Regions from separate parts of the Mus musculus genome. Here regions 2 and 3 are each linked to region 1. The links are chromatin loops, found by intact Hi-C in ENCODE. Cell type or tissue: heart. All regions are shown on one strand. Links, peaks and the distances in the headings refer to the core of each region. The heading gives the core; the rest is flanking DNA. Region 1 holds the start of Xrcc5 (X-ray repair complementing defective repair in Chinese hamster cells 5). Region 2 holds the start of Gm23472 (a small nuclear RNA gene). Region 3 holds the start of Gm25939 (a small nuclear RNA gene).

Evidence for each region. A loop is a pair of places that touch in the nucleus more often than their neighbours do. Peaks named below come from ENCODE experiments on the same cell type or tissue, not always from the same donor. Only the 100,000 strongest peaks of a DNase experiment are listed, where the experiment ranks them.
Region 2: it touches region 1 in a loop (2.5-fold over the local background); 5 of 42 quality-filtered maps call a loop at or near these places.
Region 3: it touches region 1 in a loop (2.3-fold over the local background); 3 of 42 quality-filtered maps call a loop at or near these places.

The regions. Positions count from the first base shown.
Region 1 is chr1:72,301,165-72,309,476 of GRCm38, reverse strand. Xrcc5 (X-ray repair complementing defective repair in Chinese hamster cells 5) reads right to left here and starts at 2,056. Exons shown (of 21, transcript NM_009533.2): 1 at 1,910-2,056. The coding sequence starts at 1,930. It overlaps Tmem169 (transmembrane protein 169), which reads right to left. Exons shown (of 3, transcript NM_175564.4): 3 at 6,482-8,312. The coding sequence ends at 8,171. In heart, for the core only: a CTCF peak has its summit at 2,433 (motif pointing left); a DNase peak (open chromatin) is centred at 1,986; H3K4me3 peaks cover 1,529 bases; H3K27ac peaks cover 1,754 bases.
Region 2 is chr1:72,233,631-72,241,942 of GRCm38, reverse strand. Gm23472 (a small nuclear RNA gene) reads right to left here and starts at 4,997; the gene lies at 4,807-4,997. In heart, for the core only: a CTCF peak has its summit at 5,382; DNase peaks (open chromatin) are centred at 4,832 and 5,462; H3K4me3 peaks cover 1,208 bases; H3K27ac peaks cover 721 bases; H3K27me3 peaks cover 1,149 bases.
Region 3 is chr1:72,250,413-72,258,724 of GRCm38, reverse strand. The region is part of intron 1 of D230017M19Rik (RIKEN cDNA D230017M19 gene); the gene reads right to left. It overlaps Gm25939 (a small nuclear RNA gene), which reads right to left and starts at 3,717; the gene lies at 3,527-3,717. In heart, for the core only: no CTCF peak of the experiment used is centred there; DNase peaks (open chromatin) are centred at 2,114, 3,534 and 3,944; H3K4me3 peaks cover 2,005 bases; H3K27ac peaks cover 1,854 bases.

The sequences.
Region 1 (8,312 bases), core at 1-5,000:
TAAACTATAGATTGAGTCACCAAGATGATACGGCTTTAACAGTCTATCCTCACAAACATTTTATGTTGTTAAAACACTATAATGTATTCAAGAAAGAAAATGAAGGGTCTTTTGGTGGGGAAAAAATAACCAAAAACCTAGGTTAGTAATCCAGAGACCTGGGTCTAGTCCTATCTCCTCTAATTAGCTCTGACCCCTAGGCAATGTCACTTAACCTCACTGTTAGTTCAGTCAGGCAGTAAGATGTTGGGCTTGATGAGGTCTAAAGCTGTTTGCAGAATTAACAGTCCTGATCCTACCAGTCTCATCCGTGCTTTTGTGCTGACCAGACAGAATGTGAGCTGTTCTGGGCATCATCTTAGGCGACAAAGACTGAAAAGTGACCAGTTAAGACGGTCATCATCTGACTCTAGAGGTGTTTGGAAAACTTGGACCAGCTCCTATAGTGGGGGATGAGCCCCCAATTTTGACGTTTTTGCAACACTCAAAGGAAATACTAGTTTCCCTTAGTTCATAAAGAATGGAATCACATGACACTCTGAAATTTAACAGGTTTCAGAAACAACAACAACCTATCTTGGGATGAACATTAATAAACTACAGAATACCTTTGAGAGGAATTCAAATTACATCCCACAGTGATTCCTTCAGCATAAAAATCTTTTTTTTTTTTAAATGTAGGCATCACAAAATATGCTGGCTGTGTTCCTTTAATAGGCGGCCACAAATCTACTTTTAAAGTAGCAAACACTAAAAGACTGGGAGTCTTTTGTCAAGAATTAGAGATTCAGAGTAAGGCATCAAAGAGTTTGACAGTGTAAATTCTGGTCTGGAAGAATGGTTTATGATAATTTAAAGTCTTTGGAAGCAGTAAGAAAACCAGGGAAGACAAACTGGGAGGGTACTGCAGCTCTTCATTACCACACTGAAGCAATACAACCTGCTAGAATTTTATCAAGTACATCTGCCACAGTAAGTCCTTCACGGGAGCTACAAAGTTCTCAGCAACTGAAGGCAGAGGAACAAAGGAAGCGAGCAACATCATTATGGGTTCATAATTTCATCAAATTCCCAAATGGGGGTGGAGGAAAACAGAGCTCCGTTATTGAACCCCTATCTTGTTTGTATTAAACGAATGAATGGATCCTTGCCATTGCATCTCTCTCTAGTGATCAAAAACAACCTCTCTAAAGTTTACAGTAATTTCCATTATTAATCTAGGATTCTAAGATCATAGATTCTTAGAAATTGAGCATTCTGTTTTGCTTTTCTTTCAGAGCTCCGAATGAATTCCCATTCACATGTTACCACTCATGGAAAGGGTGACCACGTTCTAATCACTTCAGTTCTTCATGTCTTGCTTGGTTCTCCTACTGACAAGCTAAGGGTAATAATGGTCGTCTCACGGTTTGGTGTGAAGATTTAATTAAATAGGAATAAAGGGCTTAGTTGTGCCTCACACAGTAAGCTTTCAATAAATTCGAGATTTTTAAATTATTATGAAGGTCATAATATTACGTAATATTACACCTTGAGTTATTTCATTCACAGAATCACAAAACCCCTCTGAAGTTTTACGAGCCTGGCATGTAGGGGATCTATCCTCGATAACTTACAAAGATTTTTAGAACCCAGGTTCGGAAGCAATAAAGGACGTCTGTGTTAGCAGGTGGCGTGGATAGAAAGTAAACTGAAGCAACGAGGGAGGAGGGAAGGGTGAGAGGCTGGAGAAGCAGGAGGGAGGATTTCGGAAGCGTGAAGGTGCACAAGACTCAAATGCAGAACTCCGAACCCCAAGTCTTTCGTTTTGAGCATCCATCCTTCAGTGCTGACTCAGCTGCGATTCCCACAGCTTCCACCCTCTAGAGATCCCCGGCTTAGGAAAGGCAAAAGGCCCTGCTCTCGGTACCTTATTACCGGACCACGCCATGCTGGTCCTCAGGTGATTTGATTACTTTTTCCGGGCGGAAACCTAGAGTGTCGCAACTCAGTTCCGGGCAACCCACAGATCCAGACGTCCCGCGTGCAAGGCGGGGAAGCCATGGGCTCTGAGCATGCGCAGAATTCTCTCCCTGCCTCCTTAGGCAAGGCTTTGTTCTCTGAGCCGCTAAAAGCCAGTCAGTACTGGGCTGGAGAAATGGCTCTGCCGTCTAAGACATTTGTCATCAAGCCTGACGAGCCCATTCAAGCTCCAGGCACCCATATTGTGGAGAAAAAGAACCAATTCCACAAGTTGCCCTCTGATCTCCACGTGTCCCACACATCACAATAAGTAAATAAATAAATTTAAAATAACAAGTTTAATAGTAAAAAAGTAAATAGGGGGTTAAAGGGAAAGGGTCCCAGGTTAGGAATGTGTACTGTTTTCGCAAGGGTATTTCAAAGCCCAGCACCTACATCAGCCTTCCGCGGATCTGACGCCCTCTTCTGGCCTCCACTCAATGCACATACCCACATGCAGCCGCGTGCATACATGATTTTTAAAACTAAAAAAAAAATAATAATTGCTATTACTCAATTGATAATAATCCCTTTCGCTAGCAATTTGTATTGGCACTCTGGAGTTAAAAGTCCCCTGTGTAAGATGAATCCACGAAGTCACTTAACTCCTCTAAAGGCCTTCTAAATATGATACTAAAAAAAAAAAAACCATGAACACGATGACCTTAGATCAACGTCCAAAGAGAAGAGTGAGAGTTCACCGAGTTAAAAGAAAAAGATGGCTCACAACCATCTGTAATGGGATCTGATGCCCTCTTCTGGTGTGTCTGAAGACAGCTACAGTGTACTCACATATATTAAATAAATAAATAAATCTTTAAAAAGGAAGAAAAAGTAGGAAAGGCATTCAACTCTACAGACAAAGTGGTTAAAACACCTTAGCCTCTGGGAAGAATTTCCTACTACCCTGGCGTGTCTGTGGCTGGGAAAGATGCCCTTTTCTAGAGATGGAGGCTGTCAATTCCCGTGAGTGTTCACCACTCATTTGCAAGGAAATTGCCCTGCAGTTCTTCCCTTCTGATAACCCTTGCACAGAAACTGCCTGTTTTCTATACAAAAATGACTCACAAGCTGCAGGTGGTTGGACAAAAGGTCCAGAGACCTGGAAAATGTCTGCAAACCTCTGTTCAATGTGGGAAACGTTCAATCAGATTCTCTTTTGTTGAAAATGGTCCCAAGAAAACAGGCACTAAAATTGATATGATTTGGAGAATTTTTGAAGAAGCCTTCAGGGAATGAAGGTTTAAAAATCGAAGCTGATAGGGTTCGAGAGATGGCTCAACAGTTAAATACATTCGCTGCTCTTGAACAGGACTGGGGTTCAGTTCACATATTACAGCTCACGGCCATCAGTAACTCCTGTTCCAGAGGATCCCATACCCTCTTCTGGGTTCTGAGGACACCAGGCACCCATGTGATACACAAACCTACATACGGGCAAAACACTCATACACAGAAAATAAACAAATAAAAATTTTAAAATAAACACAGTGGTGTCTAGACAGACACTTCGCACCCAGAGGACTCTTCCATGCTTTTATTCAGACTAGAGAATTTTTTGAAACTGAAACGTTATTTCTAGTTATAGTTTTACTATGGTTCATCTTTAGAGTTACTAGGGCTTTACCACAGAGAATGTTTGCAAGCTGTGTCATAGTTCCATCTCGGATAGAGTCTCTCTTTTCTCTTCCTCTCTCCCTCTTCTCTTTTTCCCCCTCTCTCCCCTCCTCCTTCTCTCTCCCTCCCTCCATCCCTTCTGTTTCTTTTACTCCCTCGTTTCTACAGACACACACACACACACACACACACACACACACTTCCAATACAAGTCTGTTTCCTAGGAAAAATAAAAAGAGGTTCTAGTAGCTGTCCTTGTTTGCATCTACACAATCTTTATGGAAGTCTCAAGAACCACCCACTTCTAAGCAGTTAGAAGACCATGGTCCTGAAAATGCATGGAGTTTAAGCATTGCTTGCTCTAAAAAAAAGCTTCCTTTAATCCAGGGGGAAAGAACAAACATGATTAATGCAGCAGAGTTCCTGGCTACTATCCGAAGGAACTCTAGAGAACCAAAGTATGGCAAACACGGCTCTGGCAGGCCTTGCCCTTCTCTCTCATCTCCTCTACCTTACTAAAAGTCATTAGATTGTATTCCTAAAGCTAGCCCTCAGAGTCTAGTCCTTATTTGCCCACTTCCTCCTCCTGAGGCACACCTAGCAAAGTGTTTAAGTCCAGCAATCAAAAGCCCCCTTTGGCTCACCTAATCAACATGACCAATTAAAAATCACCTTGTTCTAAGCCAGGCATGGTGACGCACACCTTTAATCCCAGAACTTGGAGGCAGAGGCAGGCAGATCTCTGAGTTAGAGGCCAGCCTGGTCTACAGAGTGAGTTCCAGGACAGCCAGGGCTACACAGAGAAACCCTGTCTCGTAAGACCAGAAAAAAAAGAAAGAGAAAAATCACCTTGTTCTAACATGGGGTCTCCCTTTTTACCTTTATAAGCTGTCATTTTCCTATGTGCCATGGCTGTCTATCCAGAGTCAGTCCTTTATCCCCATAAATACCCCTCCTCCCTCTCCATTGTTCCCTTCCTCTTCTCCCTCTTCCTCTGCCTCCTGTCTTTGTCTCTTAGTCCCTGCCCTCTGTCCCTCTGGGGCAAATAAATCTCCTTTGTGCTGAGAACTTGGTCTTGGAGGTCCTAAGCAGATACTTTCCCTTACAATAATTTTGTGGGGTTTGCCTTCATAATCCTTTGGTTAACAATAGCTGGGGCCTTACCTAGAGAACTCTCTCTGGGCTGGTCCTGACCAGGCTCTTTTTAGTAAAAAGCCTCTAATTTACTAAAACCAAACCTTGATTCATACTGATGAATCTCTGAAAGAGCCCAAACCTGCAACAAAGTTAAGAGTTCTTTTAAAAAGTAAGACCTATCATTCTGAATTTTGTGAACCATGTGTTTCCCTCAGGATGATGAATAAAGTAGAAAAAAGTTACTTCAAAATGTAAATTAAATTGCTGGAATATTTAAAGTTGGCATCAACTAAATGGGTTAAACAGCAGTTTCCTTTGAGATCCAAACATCTCATCCGGCAAAGAAGTTCCTTAAGACAGAAAGTAAACAACTCAAAATAGCTTCAGGAAGTCCCTGAAACTGACCAGATTAACTAGGCCCCTCACTCCCAAAAGTAAACAATAGAGACTACTGAGCATCATGCTCAGAGAAAACAAGCTGCCTGCAAGAAGTGCACATCAACTGAGCTGCTTGGTAAGGACACTCTCCAACCTGTGGAACTGTCTGCGGGGTGTGGCTGCCTGCAAGAAGTGCACATCAACTGAGCTGCTTGGTAAGGACACTCTCCAACCTGTGGAACTGTCTGCAGGCTGTGCAGTGTATCCAGATTTCACTGCTTTGTGAGCTGTTACCCATGCTGAGGTGGGGCTTTGGTGACACAGCTCCATTTCTGCTCCTGTAAGTAGTCTCTTACCCATATCCCTGTAAGTAGCCCCAATAAAACTAGTTGGTTTGCCAAGTTGGACTTTGGTGGTACCCATACTTGAATCTGTCGTGGGTTCTGTTGGACTTTGGTAGTCAGTTTCAGAAGGAGGAAGTAGTCAAGTAAGAAAATGGATGTTGGTGGCAAGCTTTAGGGATGTAATCTAGGGGTTTTTTGCAAGGAAGAAGGAATGGGGAAAGGGCAAGGCCTACCAGAGCCCTGTTTGTCACACTCAGGCCAGCTAGGGCCCCTTCACTACCTAAGAGATAACTCGATGAGCATTAGAACAAAGATATGCAACCTTCTGCTCCAAGCAGACAGTTGTAGCATTGTATGGACAATTTGGTAACATCATTAAAATCCTAACCATAACCGTATTGCTATGATGCCACGTTCAGCTCTTTTTATCAAGTATTATCTTTTAAAGTCCATGTTTTATAAAGCCTCAAGTAAGTAAGTAAGTAAGTAAATTGAGGTGAGGCAAAGAATCCTTATGTTGCCCATTAATCTTTTCAATACTATAAACTAAAACCCTATGTGGGCATCCCAGGGTGGCGAAATAAAGCTCTCAAAGAAGGATGTGAAAGAATGGTTCAGCAATGAAGGGCATTTCCAGGAGAGCCTGGGTTTGGTTCCCAGCACCTGCACAGTAGCACATAACCACCCGCAACTACAGTTCCAGGAGCCCTAATCCCTCCTCAGAATCAGCCATGCATGTGATACATTTACATACATGTAGCAATACTCATACCCTTAAAAGATTTTTAAAGATCTTACATCCACAGGACTGCCAACAGACTCACCTTTTCTGCTGAAAACCATAGCATTCAGAGCTATTTTTGAGAGCCCCCAAAATAAAAGAAGCAAATGCTAATCAGAGTTTATTATCTTTATTTTCATTTATATTATTCATATCTCTGGAAATGCACCAGGAAGCACCACAGCTATCCTCAAAAATACTGGACACATTTTCTTTTCCTTTTGATCAAACTAATAACAGGATTTTTTTTTTAATTCTCTGAAAGTGGAGTTCAGCACCATACATTAAATAAATGTCCCTGGCTGGTTTTGGGGGAGCTTGATCAACCCCTCTGGTTTGTTGAGTGCTTCAGAGCACTTCTTTCTGAGACACACACATCAAAAATAATAATAATGATAATAATAATGATAATAATAATAATAATATCGCTCCTTTTATGAACCCAAACCCCAAACCCACTGACCTCTTGGGACTCAGCATTTTGAAATCAGGACACTCTTAAAAATGAAGCTGTTATTTCTCCAGTCCAGAATCTTTTCATCTGGATTAATCTGTTACATCACTCCTAACCCTGTCAGAGAAGCTTCATGCTAGAAAGGTCTGAGCAAATGAATAAGGCTCCTAGGTTTGGTGAAACCACAGGCAAACTGTGGTTTGAATTTTGAGCTACTGATCCCTGCTGGGTTAGCGTTTGGAAGATTTACTCTCTCTCTCTCAATCTCTCTCTCTTCTCCATCTTTATAGATTAAATACTGTTAATCCCTGTTCCCCTTCCTTTCCAGGAAGAATTGTGCTGTGGCTGTGTGACCATATGCTCCTATCTAATGGGTCTTTCCAAAGAACCCTGAAACCACTTGACAAAAGGTTAAGTTGCCAAGTACACGAGATGCTACTGTCTAAGGCATATGCATAGTATATGTAACTCAGATCTATGTATAAACTCTCCATCTAAGACTAGGGCCAAAATAATTATATAAATAAACAAATAAAGCTGCATTTGTAATTTGGAATTCTGGATGTATCTAAATACCTGTTCTAAGATATCGATTTGTACTTGACTACCCAATAGCCACTATCCCCCTTTTCTCAAATTCACATAACCCCAGTATTCATCTAAGAATATAATTGCCCAGATGAAAGACTACATTTCCCAGCATCCTTTGATTGTGGGGTCATGTGACTATAGTATGGCCAATGAGAGATAATAAATATTGAGGGGGGAGGCTTTTAAAGCCTCCTTAAATAGGCTGAGTGTGCTCTCCTTTCCATCTCTGTTGCTATGACAGTTAAGAGTTGTAGTCAATATTTAAAAACTGAGGAGCACCAAGGGCCACATTCTGCCATCCAGTGAACCCCAGAAAACTTCATAGGTCTTGGGATGATCTGCCTCCTGACATCTGCATAAAAAGGAAGTATATTTCTCTCTTGTTTGGCTCACTAATATTTGTGGCTTTAGTTATGTGCAGTTCTATCTAAATACAGTGATGCACAGTCTTTAATAGCCTAACTCCCTAAATGTGTCACTCCATCCCCATCTATTATCTTGGCGGATCTGGTCACCCCTGAGCCTCTTTATCCTTTCTGTCACATTTAGGCACACACTCCCCTGGGTCATAGGCACCAATAACATCTTCAGGCCCCTGAAGGAATTTATGATGTATCTTCATGTAGCACATAAACAGTCATTATAGGGCAAAGAGTCAAGACGCATTTGTATTTCAGATGCACGGCTTTGGCACAAGTCGCTTTTCTATTTTCCGTCATCTTGGAATAATGAAGATGATGAGTTACGCCAGTGTGGGCTAGGCTGTCCCAGGAATGTAGAGGGCATTAGATAGTTTAAGGAAAGAACTACTAGATTCCATTGAATGACTATAGACAACTAGGACCTAGGAAGGAAGTCACTAGAGGTCTAGACAGTAGAGGTTTCTACCTCCTGGATGGGGTCCTTGTTGGAGAGATTGCCCGAGATATTATCAGACTCCAGCAGTTCCACAATGCTGTAGGGAGAACAGTCCTCCAGACCCAGCTTGCTGCAGAGCCAACCACAGAAG
Region 2 (8,312 bases), core at 2,269-7,268, 70 kb after region 1:
CACCTCTGTAGTTAACAATGGGTTTATATTGGGCCAGGCATGTGGTGCATGCCTTTAATCCCAGCACTCGGGAGGCAGAGGCAGGTGGATTTCTGAGTTCGAGGCCACCCTGGTCTATAAAGTGAGTTCCAGGACAGCCAGGGATATACAAAGAAAACCTGTCTCGAAAAACCAAAAAAACAAAAGCAAAAACAAACAAACAAAAAAACAACAACAAAACAAAGGGTTTACAAAGATGTTGTAGAGGTTTAAAACATGGAAAAGACAGGGCTGAGGTAAGGACAAAGGACACACTACACTAATCAGAGCATGAATTTTTCAAGGCACATATAGACATTTAAGGTTCATATGTGTGTGGAGGACAAAAAAAAAAAAATACTCGTGCACACAGATAAACACTGGAAATGCCAGGAAACTTTAAACACAAAGAAGATTTCACCTCTGCTCCTGGAATGCTGGAGAAGGATATAGTTTCCAACCTGGTGATTCTTTGGTACCTGCTGTTACAGGCTCTGCCTGTATCCCCAGAGTGTGTGAAAGATCCTGACAGGATGTAAAAGGTCACAGAAGCCCTGAAAGTGGCAAAACAGATTTCATTGTTAGCAGAACTAGCTTTGCTGATTTAGAAAAATAGAGGTGCATAATGCTATGGCCAGTGTACTCATTTGAACCCGTGTGTCTGCCAATGTTCTGACCGTTCCTTGAACCCAGGTGTGTGCCCACTGCTGAAGTCCACTGTCAGGTGTTTGTGATATTGGTTGCTGGGGAAGAGTCAGAAAATCTCCCCAGAAGCCACAGCCGGGCCAATCTGGAGTTGCTGCACCTGCACCAGACTCTTTCCTTGTACCCCTCCCATACCCATTTCTTGAGAAATCATTTTAGAATAGACATTGTTTAGATCTGGAAATCCCCTACTCCCCCCTTCCTTTCCCCCTGAGGGCCTATAAAAACTGGGACCCCTTTCCCCTCGACGTCGACTCCTCTAACCCTGCGTGGGATACGAGTCGTCCCTAGAGCTTTGGCTTTCCCTGAATAAAGCCTCATGTGGTTTGCATCAAGCTTGGTCTCTTGTGAGTTCTTGAGGGTCCGCTATTATCCCGAGACTTGAGTGAGGGTCTCCCTTTGGGGGTCTTTCATGTGTTTCACTCATCCTAGACAATTCCCTCCAAATCCTCAACACTGCTTTACTCCATAAAACCTATCCTTAGCAGTGACGTCATCCGTGCTTTCCAACACTATAGGTGACTTCTGTCATCCTAGGCCAGCCAATCCTGACTCCCACAGATACTATGCTTACCCCAATCAATCTCCCTAGACAATTTGGGTGCTACCTTTGAGTAAACAGTACTCATCTTTAAGAAAGAAGCCAGATGTACTTTGTAAAGAATTTCAATGTAACATGTGTTAATTTTTTGTACACTTGAGACTGAGTTAACTGTTATCAGAAAACCTTTTCTTTCTATCCTTCAAATTGTGCTGTGTTTCAATGTAGCTAAAATAAACCAACTGGTGTCAGACTCTGGAAGTTTGAACCGGAGATAGCAATTAAGTTGAACTGAACCAAATTTCACTCTTCCCTTACCCAGACCATTTCCCTGCAGGCTGAACAGATCATTTTCCCTACAGAAGACTCCCACCAACACACACCCACACACCCACACACACACATACACACACATACACACACACAACACACAACACACACACACACACACACACTCACAAACCCACCCACATACATACACACACACACACACACATACACACACACACACAACACACACACACGCACATACATACATACATACACACACATACACACACACACACACACACCACACACACACACACATGCACGCACACATACACACACACAGTGTGCATTTTCTCTGAGGATGAATAGTTTGTCATCTTTGCATTCCATAAGATCACTAAATTGATCCCACAGATGTGAGAAAGACCGCCGACCCAAATCGTGGCCAAATTAAAGCAAACCATTAAATGTTTTTTAAAAATTCATGTACTCAGACTGTATCTCCCTCAAGTTGAGGCTCAAATCAGCTTTTGACTGGGGAAGATAAGGTTTTTATTGATCAGAGATAAGGGATTTGCAATTGGCTGAAAATGGCAGGCAAATAACTTCTGTGGAGTTACAGAAGCAGAAGAAAAGCATAAGTTGGTCATAACAGCCTCTGCGAAACAAAGACATGCTGCAAGGTGCCCATAACAAGGTGGTCATAACAACAGAATTTATTTATGGGCGGGTGAAATGGCTCAGCAGGTAAGGGCACTGACTGATTTTCCTAAGATCCTGAGTTCAAATCCCAGCAACCACATGGGTTCACATCCATCTGTACAGCTACAGTGTACTCATATACACAAAATAAATAAATTACATAAATAAATAAATAAATATTTTTTAAAAGAATTTATTTTTTTTTAAGATTTATGTATTTATTATATGTAAGTACACTGTAGCTGTCTTCAGACACTCCAGAAGAGGGCGTCAGATCTTGTTACAGATGGCTGTGAGCCACCATGTTGTTGCTGGGATTTGAACTCTGGACCTTCAGAAGAGCAGTCGGGTGCTCTTACCCACTGAGCCATCTCACCAGCCCCAAAAGAATTTATATATGTATGTGAGGACACTGTAGCTGTCTTCAGACACACCAGAAGAGGGCATCGGATCCCATCACAGATGGTTGTGAGTCACCATGTGTTTGCTGGGAATTGAACTCAGGACCTCTGGAAGAGCAGTCAGTGCTCTTAACTGCTGAGTCACCTCTCCAGCCCCCATAATGGCCTCTTGAAACAAAGGCATGATTGCCATTTTCTGGACCAGGCAGTATAGAACCGTTTGTAATAAAGGTTGCAGGTGGGGCATAGCCCAATCCTGGAGTAACAAATTTAATGTTTCATAGAAATGAACATAGAGCTGGGCATGGTGGCGTGCGCCTTTAATCCCAGCACTCGGGAGACAGAGGCAGGCAGATTTCTGAGTTCAAGGCCAGCCTGGTCTATAGAGTGAGTTCCAGGAAAGCCAGGGCTATAGAGAAACCCTGTCTCGAAAAACCAAAAAAAAAAAGGAAAGAAAAGAACGTAGTTTGTCATTAATATGGCTTTCCAGGTTAAGATGGAGGCAGGCTGGTTTATCAATAATGTGATCATGAACATTTGATAAAATGAATACTTATGGAGGTCACAGTTGTCTGTGTAAGGTTCTGTTGAAAGTCTACATACCATACAACATTGTTCCCAGCACGACTTGAACACACAGAGAGCTGTGGGGGCTCATTTATCTGTGACAGGAGAGTTTATATAGAGTATTTTTGGATGAGCAGTGCAGTTAAACATGGTGTAGAAAAAGTGTAGGAGATCTGGCCTGTCTTTTACCATCCCAGGGTCATGACAGAGGATTTTCCTTAGGGGACCATCACTCTCTTGCTTAGTCCAAGATCTCACCCTTTCCTGTCTCCTGTCTTCCCCTTCTCTTGAGCACTGCATAAGACTTGTTCCACCTATAAAGCCCGATTCCCTCCATCAGCACAAGACCATTACTTCTGTTGTGTGCCGACAAGGCTCAAGCCCGGGCCTGTTTGTTGTACGGCTGTGAAGAAGTTATTCTCTGGATTAGAGAGAAAGCTGTGCAAGACAGAGCTACTGTAAGCATGAAAGTGGCACTAACTCAGCCCGGGGCGAAAGCAGAGTGGATCGCAGGTGTGCACCACTACCCTTATTCCCTGGTCCGAATCAACCAGCCACCAGGGCCATGGCACATTCAGGCAATTGTGGGCTTTACAGCTGAGGGAGGGAACACTTGTTAGGAAACAGGAAGGACCTGGAAATAAAAGACACGACCAAAACAACCACAGACTAAAAAGCCCCTTAGGTTTAGACGACTCTGGTTTTCTTCTTGCCTGTACTGCAAGTATTTGCTTGCTTATGGGGTCCTTCCAGACTGTATCTCTACGTCCTAATTTTTAATATCCATTTTAATACAAATGCTAGAAATACCTTACCATGAGAGGTATCCTGCTCTGCTCATAGCTGTTTCCTCTTAGTTCCCAAGTTTCCAGCCTGCAAAGAAACAGGCGCCCGTGTGTGCGTGTACGTACATACACACACACACACACACACACAGAGGCATTTAAAAATGTAATTTTTAATGACACTGGCTTCCTCCCTCAATTCTCATTATTAATCTCAGATACAATCGAGTGAATAGTGAAGACTTTTTTTTTTTAAGTGGCCCTTTAAGTAGCACAGTCCTCTAATGTCTAATTTTAGTTATGTAAATATCCAAAACCAGAGAAAAAGCTGTAACAGAAAGCACCGGCTAGGCATTACTTCTCTGACAGTGCAAAGAAATGTAACTTGTTAGATTGCATTTCATAGCAACTTAGCCTGAAGATGCAGCAACAAAAAGGGAAACAACCAGACTTCTGTACAACATGAAGTTTTGCTTCAACACATGAATCACCAAAAAAGCAACCACATATACACATTACCCAAATCCATTTACGTAAAAAAAAAAAAAAAAAAAAAAGATGAAAACCTTAGAGTCTTCCCACCTAATCACAATTATTGACCAGTGTCTGAAAAGGTAAAGAAGCGAGCTGCTCTGCCTAAAAAGTCGGGTAGTGGAAATATGAAGCCTGAATAATAACGGTAAAAGTAAAGCAATAAAGAATCAACAAGACCCGGGTAACTAAAAGGTAGAAAAAGAGAGAAAAAGTAACTGCAGCACATACATAAGAGTTATAGTATGTTCCAAATGTCTTATATTTAACCAATATTATTCCCCAGAGGGGGTGCACCGTTCCTGGAGGTACTGCAATACCAGGTCGATGCGTGGAGTGGACGGAGCAAGCTCCTATTCCAACTCCTAGTTCCAAAAATCCATTTAATATATTGTCCTCGGATAGAGGACGTATCAGATATTAAACTGATAAGAACAGATACTACACTTGATCTTAGCCAAAAGGCCGAGAAGCGATACCCAGCACACACCATGCAGCCGTGCTCTGCGTCCGCGAGACACATTAACTTCGTGGTGACCGCTCGCAACCCTCACTTCCTGCCTTCCCCGCGGCTCCTTCCTCCTCCCGTGCGCGTCTTGCATCCTCCACGCCTCACTCCCACTCCAGCACCCACAGCTTCAGCTACAACGTCCACGACCCCGGCTCTCCCGGCGTTCTCGAGCGCGCACGCCGAGTATGATTTGCATGCCCCGCCACCACTGCACTGAAACTCCTCTGCCTGCCTGCGCGCGGGTTTTAGAACCGCTGAGAACGCTCCTGCTACGGCCTCCAAGGAAAAAGGATACGGCATTGTGGTGGGAGATGCTCCAGGGGAGACGCAGTGGCGCATGGTGGCAGAAAAGAGCACACCCACTGTTCCTAGTTTGCGCTTACGTGAGCTGACAGACGAGCTTCTCCGGCCCGCGGAGAGACAGCTTCCAAGTCGAGAGGGCGGTGCAGGGATGGGGAATCTGGCGGAGGCGGAGCGATTCTGTCCCACCGGGCACTGCGGCTGCGCGTTTCCCCCTCAACTCCTGAAACTTCTTGACTCTCTGTGCTCTCCCCTCCCTCACCTGTTCACTTAAGTGACCGAACCGAGTGGGTGTCTCCATCTCCTGCGCCTGCCCAAATTAGATATAGTCCCGGGTATTTTACCTAGTCTTGCTAGTAGCCATGGGGCAGGGTTCGGGGGAAATGCTGTATCTATAGCATCCTTGGATATTCTCAAAGGATGCTGGAAAAATTGCTGAGTGGTTAGGAGCACTAAAAATGCTCTTGCAGGATCAGTAACCATCTTTACATGATGCCTCACAACTGTTAGTTGCAGGGTATTCAAAACCGTCCTGAGTGCCCGAGTTTCATTCCCAGCAAACCACATGGCGGCTCAAATTTATCTGTAATGGGATCTGATTCTCTTCTGACAAACATGGAAAACAGAGCACTTATACACATAAAATAAATTTTAAAATCTTTTTTTTTTAAGCCACTAACATAACAGTGTCTCTATATAGGCATTTCTTTGGAAATTTTGTTGATTATGTTTTACTCTCAACTTGCAAAAAACTTCCAGGAAGAAAACCTTCGTGTTCTTCCCAAGTCCCCCATAATCACTCCACCAGGTTTTCTTCTTTACAGGAGTTCCTCTGTGTAGCCATGGTTGTCTTAGAATTCGCTCTGTAGACCAGGCTGGCCTCCAGCTCACAAAGATCTGTTTCTGCACCCTGAGTGTGGGGACGCGACGGCCAGACCTAACCTGGAGCACTGTGTTTTTGTTGGCCTGGCAATGAACTGCTCTCTCCTAGCCAGAATGCGCGAACCTGAGTAATAACTTATACAGTTTCCTTGTGATGACTAAAGAGACAAGATGGAGCCAGGCATCCCATAAGGGCCATTGACTTTTTGCTCAGGAGTGCCTGGGAGATCCTAGTGGCCTGCGGGTAGCATGAGAAGGAAGGATTGTAGGTATTAACAGCTGCCTTTGCTGTGGTACAGCCTGCTTATCGCTATGGGAACGGGATGCAATGGTTTCCTACTATATATGGGGGGAAGAAACAACTGAGGGAGGCAAAACAATTTTCCCACTCATCTGTGAGTCCATGGATAGCTGTAACACACCTTTCTGATGTCCGACTTTAAAACCCCACCTTAACACCCCCGCTCCACCCCGACCCTGCCGGTTGGCTCTAAGGCTGCCCATCCTTCTGCTGGCAGTAAGAATAAATTCATTTCATCGACATTTGAATTGTCTGAATCTTTGGTCTTACACAGTGGGTTCAAGCATCATAGTACAAGTGCTGGGATTAAAAGCATGCTCCCCTATCCCGTGAAGAGTTAGTCAGGAGTTTTCTTGGAGGGGTGCAGAAAGAAGGCAGATGGGGTTTCCCAGCTTGGGCAGGGGCAAGTGTGGTTTCCAGTTTTAACAGTCTTGTTACTTCTGAATATAAAATCATTCTTTTTCACAGAAAAAAAAGATATTATAGTTTTTGCTTTCCAGAGTGAGGAGGGGTGGGGTGGGGATTGAATCTGGAGCTTTGCCATGCTAGGGAACTGGTACCCCTAGCAAGTCACACCCCTGACACTTCTTTCACACATAGTCCAGTCAGTCACCATTTTCTTCCAAGGCTTGTGAATTTTGATACAAGAGTCCCAACCTAGGATTCCATACTTCTCCCTGGACCCCTGAATCTGGCTTCTCCATTAATGTGTCCAGGCCTTTTCTCCCTCAAAGGCAAAGGACCTATGGTTGCCAAACCTACAAAACTTTCCTGGTTCTCATATCTTGACACAGTGAAGTGGGCCAGACCTCAAAATGGGCTCCAGATCTCAGGAAGAGCAATAAAAACTGTCCTGGCAAAGTTCACAGTCATTTTTGTCAATGGTAGTAATGTGTAGGCATATGCTGTGGGGAGGACTGGAAGGGAGGGCTTCTGAGGACAAAGGGACTGGAACTATCTGTCCTGGAACTCACTCTGACCTTGAATTTAGAGATCCACATGCCTCTGCCTCTCTGCCTCTCTGCCTCTCTGCCTCTCTGCCTCTCTGCCTCTCTGCCTCACTGCCTCTCTGCCTCTCTGCCTCACTGCCTCTCTGCCTCTCTGCCTCTCTGCCTCTCTGCCTCTCTGCCTCTGCCTCACTGCCTCTCTGCCTCTCTGCCTCTCTGCCTCTGCCTCACTGCCTCTCTGCCTCTCTGCCTCTCTGCCTCTCTGCCTCTCTGCCTCTCTGCCTCTCTGCCTCTCTGCCTCTCTGCCTCTGCCTCACTGCCTCACTGCCTCTCTGCCTCTCTGCCTCTCTGCCTCTCTCTGCCTCACTGCCTCTCTGCCTCTCTGCCTCTCTCTGCCTCACTGCCTCTCTGCCTCTCTGCCTCTGCCTCTGCCTCTCTGCCTCTCTGCCTCTGCCCCTCTTTGACTCTCTGCCTCTCTGCCTCTCTGCCTCTGTGCCTCTGCCTCACTGCCTCTCTGCCTCTCTGCCTCTGCCTCTCTCTGCCTCTGCCTCACTGCCTCTCTGCCTCTCTCTGCCTCTAGCTCTGCCTCACTGCCTCTCTGCCTCTCTGCCTCTCTCTGCCTCACTGCCTCTCTGCCTCTCTCTGCCTCACTGCCTCTCTGCCTCTCTCTGCCTCACTGCCTCTCTGCCTCTGCCTCACTGCCTCTCTGCCTCTCTGCCTCTCTCTGCCTCACTGCCTCTCTGCCTCTCTGCCTCTCTCTGCCTCTCTGCCTCTCTGCCTCTGCCTCTGCCTCTCTGCCTCTGCCTCTCTGCCTCTGCCCCTCTTTGACTCTCTGCCTCTCTGCCTCTGCC
Region 3 (8,312 bases), core at 1,824-6,823, 53 kb after region 1:
CTTGTAAGCCAGCCCCAATTAAATGTCCTTATAAGAGTTGCCTTGGTCATGGGGTCTGTTCATAGCAGTAAAGCCCTAAGACATGCACTTAACCTCTGAGCCATCTCTCCAGGCCTCCCTCCTAACCTGGGACTTTTTAAAAGAACAGACAGACATTAACAAACTTAAAGGTATAGTCTTATTTCTAGGAGAGATACTTGAAAAGCTGTGGGCTGGGGAGATGGCTCAGCAGTTAAGAGCACTGGCTGCTCTTCCACAGGTCCCGAGTTCAATTCCCAGCAACCACATGGTGGCTCACAACCATCCGTAATGAGATCTGATGACCTCTTCTGATGTTTTAGCAACAGCTTACTCATATATATAAAATAAATAAGTGCATGTATACTCATACACATAAAATAAATAAATGTATATAAAAAAGAGAAAAGCTGTGACCATTCAGGGTCACAAAGGTGTGGTGACACACGTCTGTAATCCCAGAACTTAGGAGGTAGGAAGACCAAAGTTCAAGGCCATCCTCAGCCACATAGGGAGATCTGAACTCGCAAAAGCTTTTGCAATCTTACTGTAAAATAAAGATGCCACACTGGGACCGTGGGATACTTATGATGAACCAGCTGGAACAGAGTAGTCTGTAGTTTCTTTGTCTCATGAGTAACTTCATGTAAGACACAACTACTGCCGGAGGGAAGTGCGGCATGAGGCACAGCCCGTGGTCCCACATCACAAGACACTCTTGCATCTCCTTGGTGGAGGAGTGGTTCCTGGGTGGGATACCATTTTGCATGGGATGGCTTACCCATGAATGTGACTGATAGCTCCTCTAATGGTGCAGCTGCTGGGTTCCTGCAGAGAGGGAAGGCAGACCCTCACCTTGAATAACTATAACTTCCACAAGAGAACGTCAATACAAAGAATTCCTAAGTATGACAGGACACTTGGGGTAGAGGGTTGAGGAGGAGTATGCAAATCCTTGAAGCGTATGAAAAGAATAGCCAGCCGTGCGGGAGGGCTTAGGTGAAGCCTTCCCCTATCCGACACACTCAGGTCTAATAGAGTGGTCACCACTGTGATTCCATGCAAGGCAGAGAAGTAACTGTGTTGTACTACTGCTCATAGAACTTTCTAGAATTCCATTGTAGTGTGCTAAGGACAACTGAATGTGCACAATGTCTCAGCAGAGGACTCTGCTACGCTACCCTACGGAGGTGCACGCACAGCAATCTTGGTACTGTCGGCTCTGTGGAAGTCTCTTGCCCCTCTGCACTGAGAAGCCAACCCACCTCCTCTTACATCTGCAGTTCTCAACCTGTGGATCAGGACCATCAAAAAACACATATTTCTGATGGTCTTAGAACGCCTCCCCCAACCATGGGTTTATTTTCACTGCTACATTGTAGCTATAATTTTGCTACTGAGCCATATTGAGAAACACTGTCCTATAGATTCTCTCTGTCTCTCCCATTAGTGACTTTGTACAGCCTTGTGTCTGTGGGAATCAGGCTAGCAGGCTCAGTTTCAAGTCTTTCTATTGCTCTGCCCATTATAGTTCTAGGCTGTGCCTGACTGTTCTGTGGCTGATGACTTGGAGCGGGTGGATAAGAATTACTGTGGGAGAACACTTTGTTGCCATTGTTCTTTGTTATCCCAAATGATCTGGTGTTGTTGGCCACTATTCAGGGATCTATGTGCACTCTACCCCAGGTTGTTTTATGTCCACAGCTACCACATGGCTCTATCCTGTACTGTGAAACAGCTACTACCATTAGGGTGCGCCTTTAAGAGCTCTGTCGTGGGATTAAATGCAGAACACCGGTTTGTCTAAGCAGCTCCCTCTTGGGATCCAAACTATGGCTGCAACGCTTCAACGTGAGGTTTAGAATCTTCTTTCCAGTTTTTCTTCTGCACTCATTGTTGACCAGGTCTAAACCAACCACAGTCCAGAGCTAGGTCTAACTAGGCGTGCCAGCTGGGAATCTAGCTTGATGGCAGATTGCCTTTTGTCTTATGGGCAAAACTCTACTGTTGTATGGTAGCCAAGGTGCTTTGTATGTACTTGGCAGCCCTTGAGCACCATCTCCTGAATGAGCACATGCCTGTGCACTGTCCCCACCTTCTGAGTACTGAAGCTGTCAGTCTCTTGGTTGAATCCCTGGAGGTGGGGAGTGACTCCTCATTCCTTGGTCTAACTGGGTTCTGCCACCTCTTTCAACCTGCAGCCTCCAAACTTGCCTTTCGTGAGGTTGTCAATTTACTAATATGAAACACCTTGAGTCCCTCCTGATTGAAAACGTGATGAGATTTCCAACAATAACCTCTCTGCCATCCTTGGCATCTGTCCATTGATCACATTTGCTCCTTTCTGTCCACCTTTACTTTTCTGTGCATCCCGCAGAACTCTATGCAGATTCCCATTTTTCCATAAATTAAACAGTCTATAGAGTCCACTGATGTTCCAGCTTCCCAGATCCTATCGTAACTTGCTGTTGTAAGACTCAGACAATGGAGGGATTTGGCAAGCAGACCAAGTTCATAAATCTGCTAATCTAGCTGAAATAGCCAAGCTCTAGGTTCAGTGAAAGACCTTGTTTAGGTTCAGCTAAAAAACAAAGCAAAACAAAACTGGAAACAACAGAGGATGATCGTTCAAATAAAAATCTAGTTGTCACATGCACAACTAAAAAACGCCAGCTGCGCGCACACGGTGAGGGGAGTGCGGAGCAAGAAGTGGAGAGACGATTGTTTAAGAATTCTGGCAGAGTACCACGGTCCCTTTTGTTCCCTCAGGCACTTTAACTGCGGATCAGGAACTCACCGGAGCTTCTGCATTCACGTGGAGCATATTAATTTACACAAGCCAAACAGGTCTGGCTTTTCTAGAACTCCCTTTGTATACCAAACTGTCATCAAACGCAAGAGATCCAACTACCTCTGCCATGAGTAACGAAACAAACGACTCACAGATCTTAAAACTGAAGAGAGGAGAGAACGGGCAGGCCTACAGAACCTAGGTAGCAGCAGCCATCCTCCAGACAGGATGTTTCAGAGTCAATACCATGAGCCACAATTTCCAAGCTTTCTTGCCCAATGCCGGACTTCCTCCAAGCTATGGGACAATCAAAGAGGAGTAAGGGTGACTGAGCTGGGGGAACCCAACAACCCAGCTGTTGTGAGGACCACCGTGATCTACATGCCCAGAGAGCTGCCTGTGCCTGACCATGTGGGAGATGTGACTGGAACCTATGCCTCCTCTCCACTGGCAAGGGCCTGAGTATCAATGGTGACTCTACATTACTGTTTTCTCTACCACCTTTGTGGTATTTTCACAAAGAATACCACTCGCCACGGCCCACAACTGGGCCTCTATTTTAAACTGATACTTTGAACCTTAGCCCCATGCATATGCAAGCAGTACCCTCCCGTGCCACCTATGGTGGGATTAACTGAAGTGCACAAAAACGACTACCACCCAGTTGGCTAACAAACATGCTGTAATGTCTATTGTTTAACCAGTGTTATTCCCCAGAGGGGGTGCACCGTTCCTGGAGGTACTGCAATACCAGGTCGATGCGTGGAGTGGACGGAGCAAGCTCCTATTCCAACTCCTAGTTCCAAAAATCCATTTAATATATTGTCCTCAGATAGAGGGCGTATCAGATATTAAACTGATAAGAACAGATACTACACTTGATCTTAGCCAAAAGGCCGAGAAGCGATACCTAGCACACACCATGCAGCCGTGCTCTGCGTCCGCGAGACACATTAACTTCGTGGTGACCGCTCGCAACCCTCACTTCCTGCCTTCCCCGCAGCTCCTTCCTTCTCCCGTCCGCGTCTTGCATCCTGCATGCGTCACTCCCACTCCAGCACCCACAGCTTCAGCTACAACGTCCACGACCCCAGCTCTCCCGGCGTTCCGGAGCGCGCACGCCGAGTATAATTTGCATGCCCCGCCCCCTCGTGGAGGGTGTGGCGGCCGAGACTGGAGCCTCTTCCCTGGTGCTTCTGCAAGGAGCACACATGGGCTCCCGGACACTTCCGGTTTATTCTCCCACTCCACTGAGAACAAGAGCGCTAGAGGAGGGTTTGCAGCCGGCTGTACCTGAGAAGTACAGTACAGGGATGGTGGTCAAAGGGCCGACCTACTTGTCTAGTTCGCATTATCCGGAAGACGAGCTTTTAAAGTTGACGTTTATGTCACTTATGTCAGTATTTGGGGTGGGGGGGCGGGGTGTCCCAAGATGCACAAGTGGTTTATTCCAAGCCAACTCCCAAATACCAGACCTGACAACAAACTTGCGTGAGCTCTGGAAGGTTATGGTTTCCCCCTGTAAAGTCACTGCACAGCCCCTTTAAATGTCCGGGGAGTGGAAGGGTTCCTGCAAGCTGAATGACTTGAGTTCCATTCCTGACCTACCCAGCTGGTAGAAGGAGAGGATTGAGTCCTACCACTTGTTCTCTGGTCCCCATATGCTCTGTCTGGCGCGCGCGCGCGCGCACACACACACACACACACACACACACACACACACACAATTTGAATTTGAAAATTTAGAGAAAAGAAAGCAGGGAGCCAATCGGCACTGCTTATAATTTCAGCAGTTGGGAAATGTATACAATTTCAGGTTTCAACAGCCTCAGCCATGAAGCTAGCTTGCTAGATTTTCTTTTCTTCTTCTTCCTTTTTTTTTTTTTTAATCTGAAAAGAGGGTCTGGAGAGCTGGCTCAGCTGGTAAGACTTCTAACTGCTCTGGAAGGAACAAGTTCAATTCTCAGCCCTCACATCGGGAGACTTGGAGACCTGCAGGCATCAGGACCCAGAAACACAGGTACATACACACAATTAAAAGTTAAAAAAAACAATCTGAAAGAGGTTTTAGTGTAGATTGAACTAGACAAAAAGGTGGGGAACAGCGAGTTTCATTGTGTGGAAGGGAGATTTCCGGGACAATCTCCTTTGCAGCCTCAAGACTGTGAATTTATGAACATCAATATGAACTAAGCAGTATCCCCAGAGCTCCTTGGAACTATACCACCAATCAAAGAAAACACATGGTGGAACTTGTGGCTCTAGCTGCATATGTAGCAGAGGATGGTCTAGTCAGTCATCAATGGGAAGAGAGGCCCTTGGTCCTGTGAAGGCTTGATGGCCCAGTGTAGGGGAATGCCAGGATCAGGAAGGGGGGGCCTAGTGGGGGGGGGGTTTAGGGGATTTTCGGAGGGGAAACTAGGAAAGGGGATAACATTTGAAATGTAAATAAAGAAAATATCTAAAAAGATAAAAATAAAAATAAAAAAACTGAAAAAAAAAAAAAGACTGAGAATTTATTACCTCGGGCCTGATAATGAGAATCAAATACCTATCTATGCAGGACTCATATAAAAATGCTAAGTCAGGCAAGGCAGTGGTGGCACACACCTTTAATCCCAACACTTGGGAGGCAGAGGCAGGCAGACTTCTGAGTTTGAGGCCAGCCTGGTCTACAGAGTGAGTTCCAGGACAGCCAGGTACACAGAGAAACCCTGTTTTGAAAAAACAAACAAACAAACAAACAAACAAGCTAAGTCAGCCATCAGCCCGATGGCTATCAAGAGACACCTATGAAACAAAACATACATAGCCCTTAGTTTCAATTCATTCTTTCTTTGAGACAGAGTTTCTCTCTATAGTTCTGTCTGTCCTAGAACCTTGCCCTGTAGACCAGGTTGGCCCAAATTCAGGGATCTACCTGTGAGCACCACCACACCAAGCTCTAAACAGCACAGCCTTTCTAATTTATAAAGTGTTTATAAATGTGTGCCAATGAAGCCGCTCATCCCTAGACCTGAAGTCCTCTGGGGCGCAGATGTAAGCTTTTTTTTTTTTTTAAAGATTTATTTATTATATGTAAGTACACTGTAGCTGTCTTCAGACACACCAGAAGAGGGAGTCAGTTCTTGTTACAGATGGTTGTGAGCCACCATGTGGTTGCTGGGATTTGAACTCTGGACCTTTGGAAGAGCAGTCGGGTGCTCTTACCCACTGAGCCACCTCGCCAGCTTTTTTTTTAATTTTATTTAGTTATTTAATGTATATGAGTACACTGTATGGTTGTGAGCCATAATATGGTTGCTGGGAATTGAACTCTGGCCCAAAGACTTATTTATTATATGTACACTGTAGCTGTCTTCAGATACACCAGAAGAGGGCATCAGATCTCATTTCGGATGGTTATGAGCCACCATGTGGTTGCTGGGATTTGAACTCGGGACTTTTGGAAAAGCAGTCAGTGCTCTTAACCGCTGAGCCATCCCTCCAGCCCCAAGTAGGCTCCATTTTATCCAAGCTGACCAACCTGCTCTCTAAGCAACAGTAGTTATCCAAAACATAATGCCTGTTCAATAGAAAGAACAAATGAATTTGATTGGTTGGATAAAAACACTTACATTCAATGTCAACCAACAATGAGGGAACCCTGGGGAAAGCCTCGGACCCACACTCTCCTCCCCAGAGTGTAGGATGACAGTCATGCTTCCACATTTGGTTTTTTCCTGTTAAGAGGTTTTATCTTGGTGCAAGTTTTCTACTATTTATAACTCATGTCATCTTGCAACCCACTAATATTCACTGAGTTTAGTTGAATGAGGAAGAGGTACAGGTTGTGATGTTTTGAATATGCTTGGTCCATGGGAAGTGCATTATTAAGAGGTATGGCATTATCAGAGGAGGTGTGGCCTTGTTAGAGGGAGTGAGTCACTGTGGGGGTGGGCTTTCAGGGCCTGTGCTTAAGCTCTGCCCAGAACAGAAGAGAGTCCCTTCCTAGCTGCCTGTGGAAGAGAATCTTTTCCTGGCTGCCTCTGGATGGACATGTAGAACTCTCAGCTCCTCTAGCACCATGCCTGCCTGGATGCTGCCATACTTTCTGCCATGACAATAACGGAATGAACCTCAGGACCAGTAAGCCAGCCCCAATCAAATGCTGTCCTTTATAAAGAGTTGCCTTGGTCATGATATCTCTTTACAGCAATGAATCTCTAACTAAAACACAGGTTTATGCTTATTTTTTGTCAGCTCTGAGGGGCCCTTGAGGAGCATAGAATCCTGGTATTGTGGGAGGGCTGGCCTTGCAGAGGTGAGAAGGGAAGAGAGCCTAGATGTAAACTCTCATGCAATCGTCGATGGTCTTTTGTATCGGGAAACGGTTACGGCAGGAGGGTTGTAACAGTGCCGTTCATTATGAGGGCACAATAAAATGGGAATGTTGTTGGACACAGCAGTAGAGTTAACTATGGATTTATAGTTAACGATGACAATAGACACAAACATAGACTAGATGGGGCAAAAGCAAGAAAGGACACGCTGCAGGATTCAAAAGGAGAAGTGCCTCCAGGCACAGGTTGGGGGGGGTCTTTGTGCCCCTAATCTTTTAAAAGATTTTTTAAAATTTTATTTTATATGTATGAGTGTGTTGCTTGCATATATGTCTGTTTACACATGATCATCTCATTAGATGCCTTTGACAAAATCCAACACCCCTTCAGGATAAAAGTCTTGGAGAGGGCTGGTGAGATGGCTCAGTGGTTAAGAGCACTGACTGCTTTTCCAAAGGTCATGAGTTCAAATCCCAGCAACCACATGGTGGCTCACAACTATCTGTAACGAGAGCTCTTCTGGCGTGTCTGAAGATAGCTACAGTGTACTTACATATAATAAATAAATCTTTAAAAAAAAAAGTCTTGAAGAGATCAAGGATACAAGACATATGGGTATACAATACAACACAATAAAGACAATATACAACAAGCCAATAGCCTACATCAATTAAATGGAAAGAAACTCTAAGTTATTCCACTAAAATCAGGACAAGGCTGTCCTTCTCTCTATATCTATTCAATAAAGGACTTGAGTTCTAGCTAGAGCAATAAGACAACTAAAGAGAAAAAGGATACAAATTGGAAAGAAAGGAGTCCAAGTATTACTATTTACAGATGATATTATAGCATACATATGTGAGCTCAAAAATTCTACTAGTGAACTCCTACAGCTGAGAAATACCTTCAGTTCAGTGAAGTCCTGGATACTAGATTAACTCAAAAAATAAAATAAAATCAGTAGTCCTCCTATACACAATATGAAATATCTTATGGCAACTCTAACCTAGTAAATGAAAAACCTATATGATAAAAACTTTAAGTCTTTGAAGAAGGAAATTGAAGAAGATACCAGAAGACAGAAAAATCTTCCATGCTCAGGGATCAGTAAGATTAACAGTAAAAATGTCCATTTATACCAAAAGCAATCTATAGATTCAGTGCAATCCCCATCAAAATCC